Regions from separate parts of the Homo sapiens genome. Here region 1 is linked to region 2. A link is an interaction called in ENCODE POLR2A ChIA-PET data of the cell type or tissue named here. Cell type or tissue: HepG2. All regions are shown on one strand. Each heading gives the region's core, and the rest is flanking DNA. Links, peaks and the distances in the headings are about the cores only. Region 1 overlaps BDH1 (3-hydroxybutyrate dehydrogenase 1). Region 2 has its middle 67 kb from the start of DLG1.

Region 1 (4,382 bases), core at 209-4,208, 160 kb before region 2:
TTCATCCTATTCATGGTTGTGTCTGTGGCACATAGCTTGATGCTTGATAGGTCATCAGTGCTCAGGATTAAAAAGAACCGCATGCTGGTGGGCCAGGCCCATGGGCAGTTGCCAGTATGCCTGAGGCTTTGGCTGGGACTTGAGGCCAGCTCCTGCCTTGACAGGAGTCCTCAGGGTCTGCCTCAGGGTGGGAAGGAAGGAGGTAGAAGCAGCTCTTCTCTCCTCCCCAGGACAAAGGCCATGATGGGGTCAAGGAGCTGGACAGCCTAAACAGTGACCGATTGAGAACCGTCCAGCTCAATGTCTGCAGCAGCGAAGAGGTGGAGAAAGTGGTGGAGATTGTCCGCTCGAGCCTGAAGGACCCTGAGAAAGGTAGGGCGCCCCTTCGGACGGCAGGGGTTGTGTATGGGGCCATTCCAAGGGGCACTTGCCGAACACCACCTTCCACTGGCTGGCATCCTGCCACCACACTCCCTTCCTTATTGTTTAGGCTCTTCCTCCTGCACAGTAGGAGGAAGAGGATTACACTAAACATACACGTGCAATAGGGCAATGGAAAAATACAGTCAGGAGGTGATTTCAGAGTTCACGGAGTGCTAGGTGGCTACGCACTGATTCAGGTCAGTTCAGCCAATGCCCATTGATGCCCCCTCTGGCCCAGGAGCTGGGTTGGGTGCCAGGGACACAAAGATGGTCAAGGCACATTCTGTCCCCAGGACCTCATAGTTCAGCCGGAGGACTGAGTTCAAAATCAGGGAGCCGTGCATTGAGAGAGGCAGAGCAGCACAGGAAGGAGGGGTCAGTCCAGCCATGGGGGCGCAGTGGAAATAGGCCAGTTAAGGCAGATTGTGGCAGAGAGCAGATATGGTTGTTCCAAGAGGAGGGGAGAGCAGGAACCACAGCTTCGAGGAGCACGGGGAGGGTAGCGGGGGCTGTTGGTCAAGTGGTGGGATTAGCCGGCACCTCAATATGAGTCATGGGTCAGGTCACGCAGAGGGGGTGGCAGCAAAGGAGGTTGGGGAGGGAGGTCTTGGATCCCAGGCGAGGGAACATGGCTGGTCTCCCAATGGCACTGGGGAGCCACTGAAGGGGTCATCCTGAGGGAATGGCCTGGTCATTGTGAGACTTGTGAATCTCCCTCTGAGGATGGCAGTGGCAATGTGAAGGTGGATTCAAAGCGGGAGTTAAACATGGGTTCTGGACTCCGGAACTAGGGTGGTAGGTGTTGGGAAACAGGAAGGGTCAGGTGCGAGGAGTGTTGAGAAGGCGAAGCTGCCTGGACTTGGTGACTTGGATGTGGGGATGAGGTGAGGCGCGAAGTCTCTGTCCTGGACACCTGGTGCCCCGCACTGCAGGAGCAGGTGGGGAGATAGGGAGACACTGAAGCGCCCACCCTGAGGGAATGTCCAGGCTAGAAGAGCAGGTGCCCACGGCAGGTGACACTGGGAGTCGGGGAGATGCACAGAGGGACCCCTGGGAATGTGAGTGTTCGGGGATCAGAGGAGGGGGAGAGGCAGCTGTCAGAGAGGTTGGATACAGTTCCCCAGAGGCTAAACAACAGAAAGTTTGGAGGAGAGGGCAGTACCAGTAGCCAACAGGGTCAAAAGCTACAGAAAGTTCCAGTAGCATAAGGACTAAAATATCCTTCCAGTTCAGCCAGTGGAGGGCCTTGTGGGAGGAGCTCTGTCTGCAACCTCGGGGTGCCATTCATGTAGAATACAGCAGTGGGGGATGGAGCTCCCTGGAGCCGGGCCGCCCAGCAGCATCTGGAGAAGCGAATCTATGAAGTTTACCTTTGAGCTCCCTGACAGCCCAGGCAGAAAGGGTGTGCGTCATTCAGGCCTCTGCTTTCCCTCAGAATGGGGTGGGGCAGCTCTCAGGAGCAGCTACTTCAGTGGCTGGGGAAGGAGGCGGAAAAGGCAGGAGTGACCAGATCCCATGCGGGGAGCTCTGCTGAGCCTGTATCAGCCAGATGGATGTGCTGTCTGTCACAGCAGCTGCCTCAGAGGCTGCGTGTGTGGCTGTCGGTGATGCCGCTCCTCTGCCTGTCTCTGATGTGCCACCTCATCAGCCCACTGTCGCTCCCATCCTCCCAACAGGCCATTCACAGGCCTCTCTGTTCTCTGTTCTCGCTGAACATCTGTTTAATAATTAACAGGCAGAGCCAGCCCATTAAGAAAAGGCAGGATGGGTCCCGCTGGGGTGATTACCGGCTCAGAACCTGCAGCCTGCTTCGCCCTTCCCTGGCGGTAAATTCTCCTCCCTCCCACCTTCCCTGGGCAGCTGCTATATTTTCCTTCATAAACTACTGGGCAGGAAAACAGCTGCATCGGCACCATAAAGCCACTTGATTATAGCGTGGGTTTTGTGGTGATCTAAAATGCCCGTGGAAAGGCGTCATCACCGGAGACCCAAGCAGAGAACGCACCAGGCCGGCTTGCTCAGGCTGGCGGTCCTCGTCCCCTGCCCCCCTGACTCTGGGGCAGAATCACTTCCATTGTCTGTACTGGACTGGCCAGGCAGCCTAACCTACAAGGCAGGGTGGGCCCCGGCCCACACAGAGGGGAGGCACTCACCCCCTGCCCGGGGATCTGGGCTCCAACCCCAGCACCAGCCTGACGCGCAGACCTTTCCCTGCTGCTTTTCCCACGCCGGGCATTCCGGAGGGCTGGATGAACCTCTCACCATCAACTTCCTTAACCGATACTGCATTTTTTTTTTTTGGAAAAGGATTTGAAGACTTTTAGGTCTGAAGAAAACAGTACATCCGTCAGATATGCAGTGGCGTGTCCCCCATCTCCTGCTCTCGCTTTCTTCCCGTCTCCCTCTCCTCCCTCTCCCTGCTTCCCCTCCACACTCTGCCACTCTGCCATGTCTTGGCCTTGCCTTGGCAATTCCCCCTCAGGCAATGCCGGCTGTGAACTCCAGGGAGCACCCTCCCAGAGCGTTCCGACCCGCAGTGGCCGCCACCGACCCACACCCCATGCAGGACATGTCAGAAGGGTCCTCTTCCCCTTCTCCACCGGGGGGGCACATTTGGTTGGCGAGTTTGACGCCCTGCAGCCTGGCTCTGTGGAACAGTTGCTGCCAAAGCCCGGGGAGCCAGCCACGGGGGCGAGATGAAGGAGATTGTCTGGTGAGAGCCACAGAGCCATCTGCCACCGGCCCCGACCCCCGCAGGACGCTGAGGGACAGGACATCTGGAGCCTGGGACCAGCCCTCCCTGTCCCCACCCCAGGGGACACCGAGCCAGTGGGCCCGAGAGCAGGCCGTGGGCATGGCCTGATCTTGGCACATCACTTACCAGTCAGTCAGTCAACATTAATTAATTAATTAATTAATTTTTTTGAGACAGAGTCTTACTCTGCCGCCCAGGCTGGAGTGCAATGGTGCGATCTCGGCTCACTGAAACCTCCACATCCCGGGTTCAAGTGATTCTCCTGTCTCAGCCTCCCGAGGAGCTGGGATTACAGGCGCCTGCCACCATGCCCAGCTAATTTTTTTTTTTTTTTTAGTAAAGAAGGGGTTTCACAAGGTTGGCCAGGCTGGTCTCAAACTCCTGACCTCAGGTGATCCACCTGCCTTGGACTCCCAAAGTGCTGGGATTATAGGCCTGAGCCACCACGCCTGACCTGGGCTTCACTTATTAGAAATGTGATCTTGGGCTTGCACCTGCCCCCTGTGTGGGTCTCAGCTTGCCCATCTGTGAAGTGGGAGAGTGCTCTGAGCCGTCCAGCACTCATGCCTGGATCAGACCACTACAAGAGCATGGGAAGAATTTCAACACAAGCTGCTCGCAGGCTGACAGGCAGCAGAACATATGTGGAGGAGTAAGGGAGAAGCTTGGAAAAGGCCTGGCCTACCATGCTGTGGGATGGAGACCACAGAGCAGGAAGTGACTGATGGGGGGATCCACCTGAGGAGGGGATGGAGACCATAGAGCAGGAAGTGACTGATGGGGGGTGCCTGAGCGGGGGATGGAGACCATAGAGCAGGAAGTGACTGATTGGGGGGTCGGCCTGAGGGGGGATGGAGACCATAGAGCAGGAAGTGACTGAGGGGGGGATGGAGACCATAGAGCAGGAAGTGACTGATGGGGCGGGGAGGTCAGCCTGAGGGGGGATGGAGACCATAGAGCAGGAAGTGACTGATGAGGGGGGTCGGCCTGAGGAGGGGATGGAGACCATAGAGCAGGAAGTGACTGATGGGGGGGGTCGGCCTGAGGAGGGGATGGAGTCCATAGAGCAGGAAGTGACTGATGGGGGGGGGTCGGCCTGAGGGGGGATGGAGTCCATAGAGCAGGAAGTGACTGATGGGGGGGGTCAGCCTGAGGGGGGATGGAGACCATAGAGCAGGAAGTGACTGATGGGGGGGGTCGGCCT
Region 2 (4,382 bases), core at 308-4,307:
AGTCAGTAGCCCAGCTGGGCCTCTGTCAGCTGGGGCATCCCTCATCTCCTCTCCCCTCTGGACCCCTTCTCCCCATTCTGCCAGCCCTTAAGACAGCATCTGCCCCCGTACTGGGCCAGCAGAGTCCCAGCGTGGCCCCTCCCTGCCCCGACCCCAGCTCTGGAGCTTCCCGCCAAATGCCTTGGCCTTGATGGTTGCCCGTGTCTACAAGGCAGAGAAGCCCGCAGCTATGTGGTCACAGTGGCATTCTGGAAGACTGAGGGAATGGGGTGTGGATGCCTCCTCTCGGTGGCTGTGACCCTCTGGGTTCAAGGAGGGAGAACTAAACAGCTGCCAAGACTCATCGCAGGCCCTGGGTGCCTACACACTTTGAATCACAGCTACTGTACCGTGCTGGGTCACTGCCAGGAATCTGAGGAGACAATAAGCTCTTATTTTAAAAAGATTTGCCAGCATACCCGGGCTTTTACAAATGCTTGATAATTATTGCCAAAAATAGGTATTGGCTTAGGGTCTCCAGTGCTGTCCTGGCAGCTCCAGTGATGAGGGGCCTGCACCATGTATGCAGTCCAAACCTCGCCACAGAGGGGGCCTGGAGGTCAGCAAGCCGGGCACCCCTAGACCCCACAGGGTGGGCATTGTGGACCACGCCTTTGCTGCTCGAGGAGAGGAAGGGGAACCGCAGGAGGAGCTCTTAGTGCCAACTTTGAAGAACAGAGATTGTGTCCTTGTGCCAACTACTCTGAGTCACTTAATGCCATTCCCATTCACGAGAAGAGAAAAATCTGGTACACAGGACTAACCAGTTTGAATTTCCAACTTCTTGGCAATCCAAGAATTTCAGGCTTCTATAAATAGCAAATCCTCCAGTGCTCCCTCCTCTGATGGGGGCTGCCCTCTTCCAACCTTGTATTCATTCAGTGAGCATTTAGCGAGCTACAGACCAGAGAGCCACCCTGCACCTTACAGATTATCTCATGCAACCCCTCACTTAACTGACGAGCAGGGATGGGACTTGTCCAGGTCACAGAACTAAATACCAGGTGCCCAGCCCTGGGGTGAACCCTATAGAGAGGAAGGTGGAAGAGACACAACCTCTTCTCTCAGAGCCCCAGATTACCGGGGGAAGCAGTCACTTGCTCAGAGAGCAACGATACAAGGGAAAATGTAATTCTATCCATAAAAAGTTGAAATGGCCAGGCGCGGTGGCTCACACCTGTAATCCCAGGCCTTTGGGAGGCCAAGGCGGGTGGATCACTTGAGGTCAGGAGTTTGAGACCAGCTTGGCCAACATGGAGAAACCCCATCTCTCTAAAAATCCAAAAATTAGCCTGGCGTGGTGGCGGGTGCCTGTAATCCCAGCTACTCAGGAGGTTGAGGCAGGAGGATCACTTGAAATCACAGTGAGCCGAGATCATGCCACTGCACTCCAGCCTGGGCGACAGAGCAGGACTCTGTCTCAAAAAAAAAAAAAAGTTGAAATGAAGAATCGTGGGAGAGCAAAGACACCAGGTCATTCCTGCACAAGGAATCTGGAAGGATATCATGGGGAACAGTATTAGAGTTGACCCTCCAGAGAAACACTCAGGAGTGGATTTAGACACTCAGGGAGAGAAGAAAGGCGAAAGGGATATGCAGATAAAAGAAACAGCTTAAGACAGCAGAGATGGGATGTCTAAGGAATGCAGGCCAGTTTGGCTGTTATATAGGATGTTGAAACTAAATGATGGGGGTAGGAAGGGGAGTCGGTTACGGGGCTGGATGATGGAAGGTATGGAATGACAGGGTGAGGAATTTGAGCTTCACCATCATCATTATCATTTAAAAGCACCAATGGCAAGTTGTCAGGCATGTTACTGAGCACGATTACTCATGTATTGCAGAGTCTGCACTTTATAGGAACTTGAAATTTAGGACAGAATAAAATTATGGACAGATATTGAAGCTCTATATTATACATAAATGAAAGCTATTTAACACGTAAGTATTTCAGTAGAAGTAAAGGGGCAAGTGCATTTAATGGACTAGTGAGGGAAGAAGGCATCTGGGAATTTGTTCCTGGAAGGGATCCCTCTATCCTCAGCCTCCCCTGTGTTCGGCAGCTCTGGGAAAGGCCCAGAAAAGCAGAGATAGCAGTCTTAATATTAGACACTGACTTAGTGTGGCTTTGTGCCTTCTAGATGGCTGATTTCTGAGAAGGAACAATTCCTGGAGCCTCCCGTTCATTCTTATTCATTGCTCCAGCTCTCCTTTAAGTCCAGTCCTGAGATTGTAGCACATGGAGGAACACAGATTGGAGGGGACAGTGGGATGGTGGACAGGGCCCACTGAGTACCGTTGTGCAGGTTATCTACTGCACGAGAAGTGGCAAGTAAGAATTGAAATCCAGACCTCCTCCTCTCATTGAGTCAAAATGAGCTGTGTCCATATGGCGGTGAGAAGGGTGCTTTTTCTAGTCCATGCAAAGGCATTTTGTGGGCTTGTGGTCCTGACAGAGATGCAACTAAACAGCTTCTCTAGACAGTGCTTTCCAGCCTTACCCTCCCACTACTTCCCACTACGGCACATGGGAAACACTTCCAGCCTGATGCCCTGGGCCAGGTGCCAGCATGGAGATGACTCTCAGCCACCCAGCCCTCTACCCTCATCCCTAGCTTGTTTGTGCTCCATTAGGCTGGAGATCTGAGAAAGGGCAGAGGGAAATGTTTGCTAAACTAGATCAAAGACTAAGAAGAATTCACACACATACTCTAAGCACCTATTGAGTCTGGCCCTGCCATCAAACTGTCGAACAGACCTCTGACGATCCTGTGAGACTGTGTCAAACACGGCACTCAAAACTCTAACGTGTCTGGGCAAAGTGGCTCCTGCCTGTAATCCCAACACATTGAAAGGCTGAGGCAGGAGGATCGCTTGAGCCCCAGAGTTCTAGATCAACCTGGGCAAGACAGTGGGACCCCGTCTCTACAAAAGATAAAAAAGAAAAATTAACCTGGCATGGGAGCCTGTGCCTATAGTACCAGCTACCTGGCAGGCTGAGGTGGGAGGAGTACTTGAGCCTGGGAGGTCAAGGCTGCAGTGAGCCTTGATCTCGTGACTACACTCCAGGCTAGATGACAGAGCAAGACCGTGTCTGAAACAAACAAACAAAAACCCACTTCAATGCAATGTAAGAGTGGGAATCCCCTCAGAGCCCATGATCAGCAGCCCCCTGACTCCCCCACCACACGCCATCCCTGACGGGAGCTACCCAGCTTCTGTCTGAGCACTTTAAAGGAATGACAGAGCTGACGGGCCCCGAGAGCCTCTTCATTGTGAGGGAGCTGTGGTTGTTCTAGCAATCTCCTCTTTTTGTTTAGCTGCAATTAGACCCCTGTAACTTCCACTATTGATTCGGCTTCTGCCCCCTGTTGCCCTACAGATTTGTAGGTAAGAAAAGAAGAAACAGAAAAAATAGCCCCTCCACAATAAGCTATTCCTTTCTTGCCTCACTCATTTGTCTGCACCAGGAAGTCAAACCCCATAAGAAACGCCCTTAATACTCCCAGCTAAGCATTTCCTATTGCCCATGTTATTACATTCTTTGCCATTCTTTGCCTTCTTCCTGTTCCCAGCTTCTGACTCCTGGGCTGGTTTTCTGACCACAGGTCGGCGAGAGTCACTTGGATTTGATTCCCCTCGAGCGTTGGCTCCTGACTTCCCTCCTCATAGCCTCCCACCACTTTGATTCTGCTCTTCCAGGCAGCTCAGGGTCAATTCTCTGCATGCGTCAGCAGCAGGGTCTTTAGGAACAGTTGCACAGGTTGCGCATTTTCCTTCTGCCTTTCAGCCCCGAGACCATACCTTTTCCCTCAGGTTCCTGCTGTGGCAGTCAGTGTTCCTGCTGAGTTCACTGGGTTCCTTTTGACGGGGCAAGATAGAGGCAGAAGAAAATGAGGCCTGCTTCTCTGGGGAGCCCTGGTCTCCCAACAACACACCTACCTTTCCCAACTGTATCATTTGCTCTGAGAGGGCAGGATACACCTCTTATTAATCTCTGGGTCCTTTATGACTGAGTCCAACCCAGGGCCCTAGGCAAGGTAAAGGCTCAGGAAGTGTTACTTGAGTGAATGCATGAATAAATGTTAGGAGAGTAGGGTTTGATTTCTAGGGGTGAGAGGAGAGCTGCTGAGCAGCAGGAAAAGACGAGAAGACCCCTAGGGAGTCTCACTCTCCCTGGCAACTGCTCAGATGACTTGCTCTCAGAAAAGACCTCCTGGTCGTGAAGTCACTCTCCTGTGTCTGGCTTCCTCGCAGATGCCCGATTTCCTTCTCTACAAGACCAATCTTTCCCAGACTGGTCCTTGGAAAAACAAAACAAAACAAAACAAAAAACAAACAAA

Evidence for each region. ChIA-PET counts read pairs that join two places held together with the same protein. Peaks named below come from ENCODE experiments on the same cell type or tissue, not always from the same donor. Only the 100,000 strongest peaks of a DNase experiment are listed, where the experiment ranks them.
Region 1: POLR2A ChIA-PET joins it to region 2 with 9 read pairs; 3 of 35 experiments call an interaction of 5 or more read pairs at or near these places.

Annotation. Positions count from the first base shown.
Region 1 is chr3:197,518,630-197,523,011 of GRCh38, reverse strand. BDH1 (3-hydroxybutyrate dehydrogenase 1) reads left to right here. Exons shown (of 8, transcript NM_203314.3): 6 at 231-372. Among named protein-coding and RNA genes, the nearest start is that of LINC02012, 11 kb to the right of the region's middle. RefSeq lists enhancers at 789-1,494, 1,495-2,200. In HepG2, for the core only: a CTCF peak has its summit at 2,939; a DNase peak (open chromatin) is centred at 2,101; H3K4me3 peaks cover 1,609 bases.
Region 2 is chr3:197,363,172-197,367,553 of GRCh38, reverse strand. No RefSeq gene overlaps it. Among named protein-coding and RNA genes, the nearest start is that of DLG1, 67 kb to the right of the region's middle. RefSeq lists an enhancer at 3,088-3,656. In HepG2, for the core only: no CTCF peak of the experiment used is centred there; DNase peaks (open chromatin) are centred at 2,703, 3,103 and 3,603; H3K4me3 peaks cover 1,052 bases.